Linked DNA regions of Homo sapiens: region 1 is linked to region 2. Evidence: chromatin contacts called from ENCODE Hi-C data. All regions are on one chromosome and are shown on one strand. Each heading gives the region's core, a stretch centred on a gene start or an enhancer-like site at or near the end of the contact. The rest is flanking DNA. Distances are from core to core; before and after follow the strand shown. Region 1 holds the start of GRHL1 (grainyhead like transcription factor 1). Region 2 holds the start of MBOAT2 (membrane bound glycerophospholipid O-acyltransferase 2).

The links. A loop is a pair of places that touch in the nucleus more often than their neighbours do. Pooled maps may share reads with other maps.
Region 1: a loop to region 2 is called in a map of CD4-positive, alpha-beta T cell, with 5 times the contacts of the local background. The contact joins the promoter of GRHL1 here to the promoter of MBOAT2 in region 2. A Hi-C loop is called at or near these places in 2 of 168 maps with a recorded cell type or tissue (CD4-positive, alpha-beta T cell and CD8-positive, alpha-beta T cell) and 5 of 50 pooled maps.

Annotation. Positions count from the first base shown.
Region 1 is chr2:9,945,539-9,952,942 of GRCh38, forward strand. GRHL1 (grainyhead like transcription factor 1) reads left to right here and starts at 6,155. Exons shown (of 16, transcript NM_198182.3): 1 at 6,155-6,315. The coding sequence starts at 6,296. It overlaps LOC105373422 (a long non-coding RNA gene), which reads right to left and starts at 5,315. Exons shown (of 3, transcript XR_922784.4): 1 at 5,167-5,315. RefSeq lists silencers at 5,386-5,465, 5,616-5,665, 5,766-5,815, 5,906-6,445.
Region 2 is chr2:9,000,276-9,007,801 of GRCh38, forward strand. MBOAT2 (membrane bound glycerophospholipid O-acyltransferase 2) reads right to left here and starts at 3,409. Exons shown (of 13, transcript NM_138799.4): 1 at 3,265-3,409. The coding sequence starts at 3,339. LOC124907728 (a long non-coding RNA gene) reads left to right here and starts at 3,801. Exons shown (of 2, transcript XR_007086199.1): 1 at 3,801-3,853; 2 at 5,194-7,526. RefSeq lists an enhancer at 2,066-2,720 and silencers at 2,485-2,779, 3,323-3,782.

The DNA.
Region 1 (7,404 bases), core at 4,905-7,404, 950 kb after region 2:
GCTGGTGGTGAGGGTGGAGATTTTACACTCCCTGCCTCCCACACCAGTTTCTCCGGAGTGGAAAGACTTTCATCTCGCACTGGCACGACCTTGAGACCCCGGGTTCTGATGAACTGGGGGGACAGGTGCTTGGATGTCAGGGTGAAGGCTCTGCCATCATCTTTCAGCCCCCTGAGATGTCCCTTCAATATGGGCTGTTTCATCAGGGCTGAAGTCCCTGAATGTGGGGAATTCCACACATGGATTAGGTAACATGTCCAACCAACAAGGATGTGGAGGAATTGGACAGGGTTCCTACTGCCTAGTCTTTAAAGAAGATGAACGCCATCTGCCAGCGTCTGTCTGCCAGGCATTGTGTGAGTCTTTAAGTACTTTATTCATAGTTAACTCCACGTCTCTTGATGTATTTTCCATGTTTTACAGATAAGAAAAGCAAGGACTGGCAGCGAAGTAGACTAAAGATAAAAATCAGAGGCAGCCCTGGCATGTGAATCTGTATCTGCCTCAGTTCCTCCCTCGGAATTGTGCGGAACTGAGTCAAGTAAAGGCAGAGCCACTTGCGATGAGTGGCTTCACGAAGGACAGCGGAGGTGCTTGGGGAGTCCTCCTACTGGGATGGGAAGGGTTCCTGGAAGAGCTGGCATTTGAAGTTGGCCACTAAAGATGTAACTTGGGTGGCAAGGGAGAGAGGAAAAGCACAGGCAATGCCAGGTGCCTGAGATTCAGGACGCGCTCAGAGAACTCTGTGACAGGGGTGCAGTGACTCTACTGAGATCACCCTGCTGGTCAATAGAAGAACCTGGACTAGAACCCAGGTCTTGTAACTCTAAATCTACTAGCCACCTCCCAACCCCACTCAATGCACCCATGAGCCTGTTAGTACCGTACCATATGGTCTCCAATGGGAGCGGGGGTCCCAAATTAGTTCTCTACTCTGAAACTCATGGCTTGGGAAGGTACCTTCAAAGATCCTCTTTCTTTGAAAAAACACTACCTTTGAGTTTAAAAAGATTATTGCCAAACAAATAAAAAGATGAAAAACCTCACTCATAACTTAAAAAAAAAAGCAATTCAAAACAACGAGATCCCATTTTTCATCGAATAGACTAGCCAAGCAAACTTCAATGTTGCCCACGGTTGTCTAGGGTGCGGCACGGTAGGCAGTCTGATATTCTGTGGTAGGAATCTAAATAAGAGCAGCCTTTTGGAAAACAATCCGGCAAGAGCCAGGAAAATGGCAGCTGCAGGCCAGGTGCGGTGGCAGTGGCTCATGCCTGTAATCCCAGCACTCTGGGAGGCCGAGATGGGTGGATCACCTGAGGTCAGGAGTGTGAGACCAGCCTGGCTAACATGGCAAAACACCATCTCTACTAATAATACAAAAATTAGCCGGGTGTGGTGGCAGGTACTGGTAATCCCAGCTACTCTGGAGGCTGAGGCTTGAGAATCACTTGAACCCGGGACGTGGAGGTTGCAGTGAGCAGAGATTGCATCACTGCATTCCAGCCTGGGCAACAAGAGCCAAACTCCATCTCAAAAAACAAACAAACAAAAAACCAAATGGCAGCTGTGCATTCCCTTTTCTCAGTAACTCCGATTCTAGGAATTTATCCTATGGCAATACCTGATCAAGTGTGCAAAAATGTAGTTAGAGGAATGTGTTATTGTGAATGTTTGTAATTAAGAAAAGCTAGGGGAAAAAACCCTAATTGCTCACCAATACATTCAAGTTATCATATAGCCATTCAAGGAAACACCATACAGCCATTTTTTAAAGTGAACTAGATTTCTATGTGCTGATGTGGAAAATGTTTAAACCATAGAAAGGAAAAACAAGCAAGCTGTGGAAGATTGTGCAGTCCGAATCCCATTTGTCTAAGAAAATAAACCATGTGAGTGCTTGTACAGACAGAAGATATCTGGAAAGATCAACACAAATTGTTCACAGTGGTTGTCTCAAGGATTAGGGGCTGGGAATGGAGGAGGCCAGGGACTGCATTCTGTATCCTTCTGCAGAGCTTCAATTTCTTCCTTTCTCCTTTCTTTGTCCCGTTCCTAATCCCTTTCTATCTTTTTTTATTTTTGAGATGGAGTCTTGTTGTCACCCAGGCTGGAGTGCAGTGGCGCGATCTTGGCTCACTGCAACCTCCGCCTTCTGGGTTCAAGCGATTCTCCTGCCTCAGCCTCCCGAGTAGCTGGGAATACAGATACCCACCACCATGCCCGGCTAATTTTTGTATTTTTGTTAGAGATGGGGTTTCACCATGTTGGCCAGGCTGGTCTCAAACCCCTGACCTCAGGTGATCTGCCCACATCGGCCTCCCAAAGCTCTGGGATTACAGGCGTGAGCCAGCACGCCCAGCATTTTTTCTTCCATAAAAACTATGTGCATATATTACTTTAATAATTTAAACAAATAGTAAAGAACTTAAAAATGAAGAGGGTAGGCCAGGCATGGTGGTTCACATCTGTAATCCCAGCACTTTGGGAGGCTGGGAGGATGGGAGGATCGTTGGAGCACAGGAGTTCAAGACCAGCCTGGGCAATATGGTGAGACCCTGTCTCTACAAAACATACACACACACACACATACACACTAGCCAGGTGTGGTGGTGTGCACGTGTAGCCCCAGCTACTCAGGAGGCTGAGGTGGGAGAATCACTTGAGCCTGGGAAGTCAAGGCTGCGGTGAGCTGTGATGGTGCCACTGCACTCCAGCCTGAGTAACACAGTGAGACCCTGTCTCAGATAAAATAAAATGAAATAAACAGGGTTCATGGCAACAGGTCATAGATAGAGATTTTCATTTCTGTTTTAGAGAGCTATTAGAGACAAACTAAACAATCCCATATTCAAATTGACAAAATAGACCCAATGTTTTTAATTACTACAGCTATGGTCTAATAACCTCAGGCTCTTCCTGTTCTTGTTTTTGGCTTTATGATTGGATATTTCTTCATTCATCCCCTATTTATTTTGTGCCTACCATGTATTAGGCTCAAGGACTTTCATCTTCTGCAACGGTGGGGGGGGTCATTTAAAAGAGCCCTAGCTATGCTACAGAAGGGAGGAGACTGGGCGCAGAACGCATGCCTGCAGAGGACTGCATCCATTCAGTAGACATTTGCTGGATATTTTCTATGTATATACCAGGCACCAGGAACATAAAAATGAAGGTGGTACAACCGCTGCCCTCTCTGGAAAAGCTCACACTTGGTGGAGACAGACACAAACAGGAAAGCCCATAAGACAAACATGGTGATGGGCAATGCAGAAGGCGCTGTGGATCCCACAGGACACCTTGTCCAGCCTAGAGGGTTGGGAAGGCCACCTGGAGGAAATGAGCCAGGCTGGAAGTTGAGTGGAGTGGGCCAAGCATGGAGGGAAGGAGCAGGGAATGCGGGGACGGTGCTTGGGAGTGAGCAGTAAGGGAAGTGCTGGGCCGCCAAGGGGAGGCTGAGCTCAGGAGTGTGGACTTTATGGTGAGTATAACTGAGTGACAAGAAATCTGTGTTTTATAAAGGCCACTCCAGTGGCAGTGTGGAGCCGGGTCAGAGGAAATAGAAGAAAGGCAGGTAGAGGGACACTGTTCCCAAGTCAGTCACTTTGGCACCACCCTGATGACTTGTACCCTATTTGGGACCATCTGTGCTGTTATTGACTAGCATTTTTCTTAAATTAGCGTGCTTAGAAAACATAATTGATTTGGCAGGGCGCGGTGACTCATGCCTGTAATCCCAGCACTTTGAGAGGCCGAGGCGGGCAGATTGCCTGAGGTCAGGAGTTTGAGACCTGCCTGGTCAACTTAGTGAAACCCCATCTCTACTAAAAATAGAAAAATTAGCCGAGCGTGGTGGTGGGCGCCTGTGATCCTAGCTACTTGGGAGGCTGAGGCAGGAGAGTCGCTTGAACCCAGGAGGCAGAGGTTGCAGTAAGCTGAGATCACGGCACTGCACTCCAGCCTGGGCAACAGAGGGAGATTCCGCCTCAAAAAAAAAAAAAAAAAAAAAAAGGAAAAGAAAAAAATAATAAATGATTTAAACAGGAAACTAGTGGTAAGAACAAACAACAGGCTGCATGGATCCAGTGCTGGGCCCGGGGTCAGAGGACAGAAACTGCGAAGGGCGGTCTCAAGTGAGGCTGCCGATTCCGGTCCCTGAAGGCCTTGGACCAGGGCACAGAGGAGGGACTGCTGGCTGCAGGAGGGCCCTGTGACCTCATGCTGCTCCTCACTTCACCTCCTTCCCTTGGCTTCCACGCTTCCATTGCTTCCGACCTCGGTGTCCCCGTCTTCTGTCTCCTCCACTGGCTCTTCCTCCCAGCCTTTCTGTGTCGGAGGCTCCTGGATCCAGCATGGGTCCCATCCTCTTTCCTTCCTGCCTTCTCATGGCTTTAAATGGCCTCTAGACGTGGGCGGCGCCCAGATGTGAGCTTCAGCCCAGACTTCTCCCTTGCACTCCAGCCTCGTACCCAGGAGCCCACCTGATTCATGGATTTTTATCTCCCATACATCTTGAGCTTAGCACGTCCAAAACAGACTCTCGTTCTCCCCCAAATCTTCTATGCCCCAGGTCTTCTGTATCCCAGGGGATGGCAAATCATTCCTCCAGTTGCCCAGCTGGAAACGCTGTAGTCATCCTTGATTCTCTCTTTCTCTCACACCCCATATCCAATTTTCAGACAATCCTGCTGGTCCCACCTTCAAAGCATATCCAGAATTCGGCCACTTCCCACCACCTCACTCTATTGCCCTCGGCCTGCATCATGGCAATGGCCTCCTACCTGGTCCCCACCACGCAGCAGCAGAGAACTATTTTAAAATGTGAGACCCTGTCACTACCCTGCTCCAAGCCCCTCCAAGGCGTCCCCACCTAGCCCAGAGGGAAAGCCACAGTCCTTACGGAAGCCGGCAAGGCCCTGCTCAATCCGCTCCCCTGCGCCCACTATCTCTGACCGCAGCTCCCGCCTCCCTGTGCCCCACCAGCCACCCGGGTCTCCTCAAGGGTCACAAAACACACCAGGGTCCCTGCCTCAGGTACAGTCCCACCTTCGTGGCCCCTCATCTCCTTCAAGCCTGAAAGCCTCGCTCCTCCCCGCCTCCCCAGGGCCTGCCTGCTTTACCTTCCAACCAGCCACACCATTTACTTGTTTTTGTATTGCCCGTTACCCCAACTAGGAAGGCGAGGAGTTGTGTCTGTTCTGTTGACTGCCCTGTCCCCGGCGTCTGGGGCCGCGCCTGTCCGAGGGTCAGGTCCGACGCTGGGCATGTGGGGACTCAGTGAGCGGACCCTGGGAAAGACGGCAGCTCGGGAAGGACAAGTGGGGGCCGTCGCGGTGGAGTGGTGCCCGGGGCCGGCCCGGGGCGCGCGACTGCACGGGCAGCGTGGGGCGGCCGCGCGGGGAAGTGGCGCCCGGGAGGCTGCGGGGCACAGACATCGCGGAGCCCCAGGGACTGCCGCCGAGGGGACCGCGGGAGCTGCGAGGGCAAGAAATCCTAAAAGCGCGCGGCCGCGGTGGGCCAGGAGAAGGGACATTCCGGAGACGGCTCTCGGGGGAAGCCACGGGACTCGGGCGTGACAGCCTGCGAGAACCGAGAGGTGAGACGCGCGACCGGGGAGCGCGGCGACCGGCAGAGGCGCCCCCGCCGGGCGAGCGCAGGGGCAGCGCGGGGCGCTGGGGCCGGAACAGCGGGCAATGTGGGCACGGGGCGCGGAGGCCTGAGTGAGCGAAGAAGGAGGCGGCTGTACGGCCGGGGCTCGTCGCGAAGGGGATGGCCGGGGACGGCGGGGACGGCGGGGGCGGCGGGGGCGGTGGCGGGGCGCGAGCGGGGGCGCTCTCGGTGCGCGCGGAGGTTGGCGGGTGCGCGCCGCAGCCGCAGCGCTCCCTCTCCTGTCAGGGCAGGCGCGTACGGCCGCGAGTCGGGCGCGCAGCCCCGGGAGCGCAGTCCCGGGCGCAACCTCGCGGAACGCGCGGCCCCCGCCCCCCGCCCCGCGCCGCTCGTCCCCGTCAGCCCCGCCCCGGCGCTCTTCTCGCCGACCAATCAGGAGGCGCGACCGGCCTCCCAGCCCCGAGGCCTCGCCCCCAGCCGGCGCATCGCCAGCCAATGAGCGGCCGAGCCCGGCGCCCAGTGCGCGCAGCCCGCGCGGAGCCGGCTCAGAGCGAGAAAAGCAAACCCAACCCGTCGGGGCCGCCGCTCCGGACCCGCAGCCGCCGCCGCCGCCTCCTCCCCCCGGATCGGGTGTACTGTCCCAACCCGAAAGTCCAGTTCTGCGGCCCGGCAGCGGCGAGCGGGCGCGATGACACAGGAGTACGACAAGTGAGTGAGGCGCAGGAGTCCGGCCGCCGCGGGGGGGCCGCGCTGAGGGGCCGCACCTGCAGCGAGCGAGCCGGGCGCAGACCCGAGGCCGCGCGGGCGGGCGGGCGCGGGGCGCGAGCCGGGGGCCGCTGTCCACTCCACGCCGCCACGGCCTTTGCCCCTTAGCCCTGCCGTGCTCTTTGTTCGGTCGGAGCCTCGGGAGGAGAGACCCTGTCCTCGGGGAAACTCGACACCGGAGGGGCCACCCTCCTCCCCTCCTCCGCGGCCAGGTTGGGTCCCCTCGGGCGCGCACCTTGGGGTCCGGGCCCCCGGCGCGGTCGGGTGCGGCGCGAGGTCGGGGCGCAGCCAACGCCCCCGGGCCTCCCCGCCCCCCTCTCCTGCCCGGTCGGCCTCGGGAGCCTGGTGGGGCTCGCGCCGCGTCGGGACAGGTGGACTTCTCCAGGTAATCTGTGGTCTCAGGCTCGTCACTCGGCGACCTGCTGGAACCTCCAAAACAGAAATGTAGGGAAAGGTTGAAGTGCCCCGATGTCCGGGCGTTTTCTTTTCCCTGGCTGGCGGCATGAGTGGGAAAACGGCTGTAGGAGTTATTTTGCCACTTGCATCATTGATGGTAATTACAGATTACCGTGTTTTTAGTGCTCGAGAGAATCAAGAGGATGAAACTTTGAAATCCGGGTGTTAAACGAGAAAGTACTGTACAAGCTAATATGCTTTTTAGAGTGTGTGATTTAAAAGCGTATTTCGACAAATGTGAGGTGGTAGTGTAATAAGGCATGGGGGATTAACTGGGCGAGGGAGTTTTCTGTATTTTCTTTGCAGCTTTTCTGAAAATATAAAATTGTCCTAAAAATTTTAAAAACTTACTAAAGAAAAAACAGGGAAATCGCACCAGGCCAGTCAGTATATTTCAGATCAGGAAGTTTAAGGCAGATAGGTACCCCTCCCAGTTTCTTAGTTATTTGTGAAGGATCGGTTTTTGTCAGTGTGTTCTTTTTCTGGATGAGATAGATATTTTGTATGGAGTATCTTAAATGGATTACTCTTATGTTGTAGAATATGCAGTTAAATTATTGCCTGAAACATATTTCA
Region 2 (7,526 bases), core at 2,159-4,658:
CTATGTGATTATAACAAATTCATAAGATTTCTCTCAACTTGGAATAAATGATTTACATTATAAAAATTTTTATTTTGCTCAACTTTAAAATAATGGATAAATGACTTTAGTCATCCAATTTTACAAAATTGAGTTTTTAGTTATTCCAACAGCTTCATCAACAAGAAAGTCAACTCTAAGGTGCTTCAAAGAACAACTTATTATCACTATGAAAAGTTAAGGCTTGTGTGGTATTAATCCAATATTTTAAAGCCTTGCTCAAAGAGAAAACAACTCAAACTACAGTCATGTGTCACTTAATGATGAGGCTATGTTCTGAAAAATGCATCATTAGGCAATTTTGTTGCTGTGTGGACACCATAGTGTACTTACACAAACCTAGATGGCATAGTCTGCTACACACCTAGACCAGATGGTACAGCCTAGGAGGGTGAGTGACCAGCGTGTGAATGCAAAGGTCCAGGACTTTACCGTACACCACTGTAGACTTCATAAATACTCTACATTTACGCTACACTGAATTTATAAAATATATTTTCCTTTCTTCAATAATAAATTAACCTTGGCTTACTGTAACTTTTTTACTTTATTAAGTTTTTAATTCTTTTATAATAACAGCGTAAAACATACTGTACAGTTGTATAAAAATATTCTTCCTTTATATCCTTATTCTATCGGCTTTTTTCTATTAAAATTTTTTTAATTTAAAAAACGATTAAAAACTAAGACACAAACACACACACTAGCCTAGGCCCACACAGGGTCAGGATCATTAACATCACTGTCTTCCACCTCCACAGCCTGTCCCACTGAAAGGTCTTCAGGGGCAATAACATGCACGGAGCTGTCATGTCCTACAATAACAATGCCTTCTGGAATATTTCCTGAAGGCCCTGCCTCAGGCTGTTCCACAGTTAATTTTTTTTTTAAATAAATAGGAGTATACTCTAAAACAACAATAAAAAGTATAGTAAATACATAAACCAGTGATGCACTTAGGATTATCAAATATTACGTACTGTACCTAATTGTGTAGTATACACAATGTGCTAGACTTTTATAGGACTGGCAGCACAGTAGGTTTGGACTGGCAGCACATTAGGTTTGTTTACACTGGCATCACCACAAACACATGAGTAATGCGTGGTGCTACGACATGACAATGACTACAGCTTTACTAGGCAATAGGAATTGTTCAGCTCCATCATAATCTTACGAGACCACCAGCAGACATGTGGTCTGATGACCAAAATGTCACTATGCAGTGCACGACTGTGCTATACAAAGTCAGGGCTACACATGGCTGTACAAATTTAGAGTAGTCCCAAGGTACCAACTTAAGACCTTTAGCTAATAAAGAAGGATGTCAAAAATTTTAAGTCCTGTCACTTTCCCTTGATTCTCCTGCTTACTTCAGTACTGAAAAGAACTTTCTCTGGATGCTTAAATGCGTTCATTAATAGCAAATCACTTTAAAAAGTTATAAGCATTATATAAATGAATAGGTATTATTAGCATAGTCAAGAAAATATTTCAGCATAGCAGGGACGGGTAGGGCTATGGCAGACATGGAGCGGGAGGGAAAGAAAGATGGGGGAGAGAAAAAGGGAACGTGAACATGTGCCCATCTCTCTGAAAGAAATGTAAATATATAAACCTATCTCCCTTGCTCCTCATCAGCAAAGAACTTTTCAACAGACACCCACCCTGCATTTGCTGATATACTGGAAGTAGCCTATTTAAGGCAGGAGTGTGATATGCTAAAAGGTCATACACTGCACACCAGTGTGGAAATGTCAGCAAGAATCCTCCGCGGGGCCGGGAGGATGAAAAACCCTAAATTCTGGTCAATTTATTAATAAAGAGAGAAGAATATTTTCTTCGAATACACGATTAATTTCACTACCATACTTTATTAGCAAGACACCCATTAGAACTCTTGTTCAAGACAGGTGGGGGATAGGTACTTTACTATTAACCAGAAGTTATGACCGCGATGTGGAATTTCAACAGAAGCCACAATTGTTTAACACTCCTTCGACATACTTAAGGCGATTTTATTTAAAACAGTAAAGCACAAAGCAGCTAGTATCCTAATGTCAGGTTTCCAGCTTGCTGCTATGGAAAGCCGTCTGGACAAGAAGGAATCCCGTATTGAAGTGAAATCCCTGAAGACTAAATGACAGCAGCACCTTCAAGTTCAAGACAGTGAACCAGTATCCCGTGTGAAGTCCAAACACTTCCAGGTTAAGTACACTTGAAATAACTGTAAGCAAAATTTCCAAAGTTAACTACCTTTAGCCTGGGGCTAGAGCAATCACCTAACTATACACCCCCGCCCCCCAGCCCCCGCCTCATTAACAACTTCCCTAAATCTCACTGTCACAACAAAATACTTCCAAACTTTCTTTTCTCAGTAAAAATGGCGCTGCTTTTCCCATCACAATGCTGTTTATTTCTCAGTAATCGTTAGGCCCTTTAAACCATCAAACTCGATTGGCCTCATTTAAATACCACCCTTCCCTAGACACTGTCAAGAGCTTTTCTGAGGGCTGGGCAAGGAGGTAAAGTGGCTGCATCAATCTACAAGGTTGCCACTTTGTCAGCAAGAATCCTGGGATTAACTCCGACTTTTCTTCATAACCTGTCTGCCTTCCCACAAACTGTTGCCTCTGTCTCTCTTAAGCCACAATCCAACGCAAACTGTCCCCAAAGTGCAGTAGCGCTTAAGCCTCTCCGGGCCCCTAGCACCCATCGACGCCGTCTCTAAGGCACCCAGCACACCCAGACCCATGCATCAGCCTCTCCGGGGGTCGCTCAGAGGCGCGCGCGGGGCAGGCAGCACCACGCCAGGCTCCCCAAAGCGCAGCCTTCCGCACCCTTTCCACAACCCGGTCCATGCGCACCGGGGGCTGCTCCGGGACCCGACCACCGGATCCGAGCGCCGCTGCCGCGAAGGGCAGGGACCGCATGCACACCCGCACGCCCATACGACCACCCTCCCCGGGGGCTGTCGCCGGCAACAACGCCCGGCCCACCTCCCGCTCGGCCCGGGGATGGCGGGCTGGGGGCGCACCCAGGAGGGAGGGGGCTCTGGGACAATAACCGGCTTGTTGCCCCCTCCCTTCCAGGGAGCGGCGGGTAGGGGGGCACCGGGCGCCCGGCCCCAGCCCCCACCCTCCTCCCGGGCCCCCGGTCGGGTGGCACCGCGGCGGGGAGGGGCGGCGAGGGCGCGACGCCCGGCGCCAGGGCGCCTCGGGGTACCTGGTCGATGGGCAGCTGCACGGCGTTGCTGAGGGGCTGCAGCAGGGTGGAGCCCGTGGTGCTGGTGGTGGCCATGGCCGGGCCTCGGCGCTCCGGCCGCCCGCGCCGCTCGCCCGCTCGCGCTGTGCCGGGCGACGACGAGGATGGGGATGCAGCGGCGCGCCCGCCCCTGGGCCGCCCGCGGTCGGAGCTCTGCGCGGGGAAGGCCGGGGAGGGGCCGGGGGCGGTGCCCGGCTCGCACCTCCCCCTCCGCCGCCACCTCCTCCCGCGCCCGCCGCCCCCGACCGCCCTGCACAGGCGCGGCCCGTCCTGCCGTCGCCCCCGTCGTCCCCGCCCCGGCGCCCCAGCCGCATCCCCCGCCCCCGACTTCCAGCAGCTTCCAGCGGCCCCCTCCCCACCTCGCGCGCTCTCGCTCCAGACAGCTGCGCGACCCAATCGCGGCGCGACGCCCTGACGCCCGCAGCCAATCAGAGAGCGCCGGCCGCGCCACGCCCCTCCCCCGTGCCGAGGACCCGGGCGAGGGCGCCGAGGCGCGGCCCGGGCCGTCGCCGGAGAACGGCTGGCCAGCGTCGTGGGGCGCGCTCCTCGGGTGAGAGCATGGAAGAGCGTCTTTGCCCCTCACTCCTCGGTTTCTCCTCCCTGGAATGTCGCGGCCCCCCACCCCTCTCTGGGAGAGACGGCAGACAACAAAGGGGCCCGGGGTGGCGGCCGGAGGGACGATGTGAGGGACGCCGCCGAGCCAGCGCCAGGGGAAGTTGGGGACGAAGGTGGGGGCTGGGAGGACGACAAACCAAAACAGCGACCTGGCTGAGAAGCCCCTTTGTCTGGGAGAGTGCCGGGTGAAAGCCCAAAGCTGAGAGCAGCCCCGGGGTCTGACGCTTTCGTCACCCTGCAGCCGCACCCGGGCCTTTGGGTGGTGAGAGCTGGGCCTGGGTTCGACGCCCGCGGGCGCAGGGAGACCGGCTCCCCTTTGCTGTGTGAAAGTTTAGTTCTTTGTAGCCAGCCGCCCTCGTTGAAGGCCCCACCTTCTTCCTGAGAAAGTTTCTAAGCATCCCTTCACCCCTTGAGCGCAGGCACCCCCAGACTGTTGAAGTCCGCCAGGTTTACATACCCTGGCGGGTCACGTGTATATATAATCCCCCCAACTTCGTAAAAGTAAGCCATTTGAGTTCCTTTAAAATGCAAACGTCAACTTCTGTTCAGAAGACTTTAAAAGAGGAGAAATGCCACAGCAGTTATGAGGACAAATCAAGACTCAAGGATTTGGCAGTTTAACTTTGGTAGAAATAACTAATGTTTACTGAGAGTTTAACCACAGCTTTAATACTTTTGGTATTTAATCCTCACAATAACCGTGTGAAATAGACACTTTTACACACCCTCCTTCAAGGAAGTTGAGTCACAGAAGAGGTAACTTGCCCAGGGGCACACAGCTGGTAAGTAGATTGGAATCCAAGTAAATCTACATTTAGAGCCGACCTTATCACTAGGCCTTCATCTCTCTCACACTTAACACCCATTCCAGAAACTCCCGTCAGCTATCAGTTATACCATTGGGTTGATGACTAGCTTAGAGTCTTGAATAAGAAGGCAGCACAGATAAAAATACACCTGCCTTAGTAATCAGTCTGTGGGCTTACGTTTGTCTCTCTGAAAAGGAGGCAGTGGAACTCATCAGTGCAATCCCGTCTTGCCTAGAATCCTTTCACTGGTCGACTCAATCCTAGTTTGGTGGATTCTCAGCTGAAATGGAATAGAGGATAAAAGGAAGAGTAAAAAGAACAGGACCTTCATTCCCCCAGGGGAGTGTTCCAGTGGGATTTGTAATCAATTAGAGAGCTGCTTATTACAGTATATTAATCCAAAAACCCAGACCTATTAATATTATATTAGAAAGAAACCATTTTTTTTTCCTTTTCTTCACTTTAGAAAAGTAGAGGAAGCGCACAGGTGGCTGAGCATACAAACTGAAGAAAAAATTGAAATGCCATTTTAAAAACTTGAAAGGTGGGTGTTGGGAACATATTGCAACCTAAAGTAAGCAGCATGGAGATACAATCTCAGAGCTAGAACAAATAATGTCTGCAGAAAGGAGTTTCCTTAAGCTAAATTTTTATTTTAGTCAGACATGACAGAACATAATCTGTATTTGGGGTAACTACATGAAATTATTTAATATCTAGAATGGTTGAGCGCTGTGGCTCATGCCTGTAATCCCAGCAGTGAGCTGTGATCGCACCACTGCACCCCAGCCTGGATGACAGAGTGAGACCCTGTCTCAAAAAAATAAATAGGCCAGGCATGGTGGCTCACGCCTGTAATCCCAGCACTTCTGGGAGGCCAAGTTTGGTGGATCATTTGAGATCAGGAGTTCCAGACCAGCCAACATGGTGAAACCCCGTCTCTACTAAAAATACAAAAAAAATTAGCCGGGCATGGTGGCAGGCACCTGTAGTCCCAGCTACTCAGGAGGCTGAGGCTGGAGAATTGCTTGAACCCAGAAGGAGGAGGTTGCAGTGAGCCGTGATCACACCACTGCACTCCAGCCTGGGTGACAGAGTGAGACTTTGTCTCAAAAAATATAAAGAAATAAATTATATATATATATAGAGAGAGAGAGAGAGAGAGAGAGAATAGGGAAGATTTTAGCCATCTGGGAAAATTTTGCTGTGTCAGAGTTACAAAACTATAGGTAAAATATAGTATAGTAGTAATAATAGCTTAGATTTTGGAATCAAACACACCTAGTCTCTTCCATTTATTAGCAGCAAGATATTGGGCAAGTTATTTAACCTTTCTAAGTCTCCATTTCCTCATGTAAAAATGAGCGTAATAATGGCACCAACTCCATAGTTTATGAGGTTATAAAGGTGTACTTATATGAAGAGCTCAGAACAGTGCTTGGTGCATGATAAAACTTAAGAAAGATTATATTAGAGTTCTCCAGAGAAACACAACCAATAGGAGATAGATATGGTTTTGCTTCTCTGGAGAACTCTAGATAGAATAGATAGATAGATAGATAGATAGATAGATAGATAGATAGATAATAAATAGATATGGAAATAGATAGACAGAAGTTTATTATGAGAGATTGGGTTGAGATTATGAAGGCTGAGAAGTCCCACGATCATCTGCCATCTGTAAGCTAAAGGCCGAGGAAAGCCAGTAGTGTAGGTCCAGTCCAAGCCCAAAGGCCTGAGAAACACAGGAGCCAACAGTGTAGTTCAGTTTATGTCCAAAAGCCTGAGAACCAGGAGCAATGATATCCGAGGGCAGGAGATGATGGATGTCCCTGTTCAGAGTGAATTCACCCTTCCTCCACCTTTTTGTTCTATTTGGGCCCTCAGCAGATGTGATGACGCCGGGGTACGTGGGTGAGAAAATCTTTACTCAATGTACCAATTCGAATGCTGATCTCTGCAGGAAACATGCTCAAATACACATTGAGAAATAATGTTTCAATAGCTCTATCTGGGCACCTTTTAGCCCAGTCAAGCTGACACATAATATTAATCCAAGAAATTTAGTATAATTCTGAAAATGGAAACCATTTGTTTCGTATTAAATATACTACCTCTTCATGTTTTTAATGAAGAATTGAAGCTGGCATTTTAAGCTGATAACTCATTGATGGTAGCATAAACTGTGTGCAGGCCATACAATTAGCCTGACCAGTATCTGCTAATTATACCAGAAGCTCTTCAGTGGAGACAAAAGAGAAAAGAATTAAACTAATTGTATATAATGCCTCACTGCCCTACCTTGGGTAACATCCATCCTATAAAGAGCAATTCTTGTGTTAAAACATTTATTGACCACTTACTATGTTCAAGGAGCTATGTGGGGTGACGTAAAGGATAAATGATGCCTGTAATCAAAAGAAGAAAACAGTCGTATTCACAAATTCACATGTTACAAGAAAAGTATCAAGGAAGTTTCTTTTTTTAATGTTAAAATCAAAGGAATATGTCTGTAAGAAAGAAGCTTAGCTTGAAGTTAAAAGACCTGAATTTTAACCCTAACTTTTCCACCAGATAGCTATGAACTTTAGAAATTGGCTTAGCTTCTCTGTGCCTTAAGTTTCCCATTGTTAAATATGAATAATGGTAACTGTTCATCCTACCTCATAGGAGTGTTGTGACTATGAGCATGAACTTAATCATAGACTCAATTATTTTTAAAGTTACTAGTACTGTTAGTCTGAGAAATAATAACTAGTAGTAAAGGGATTTCAATATAGCAGCCACATTGTTAACAAG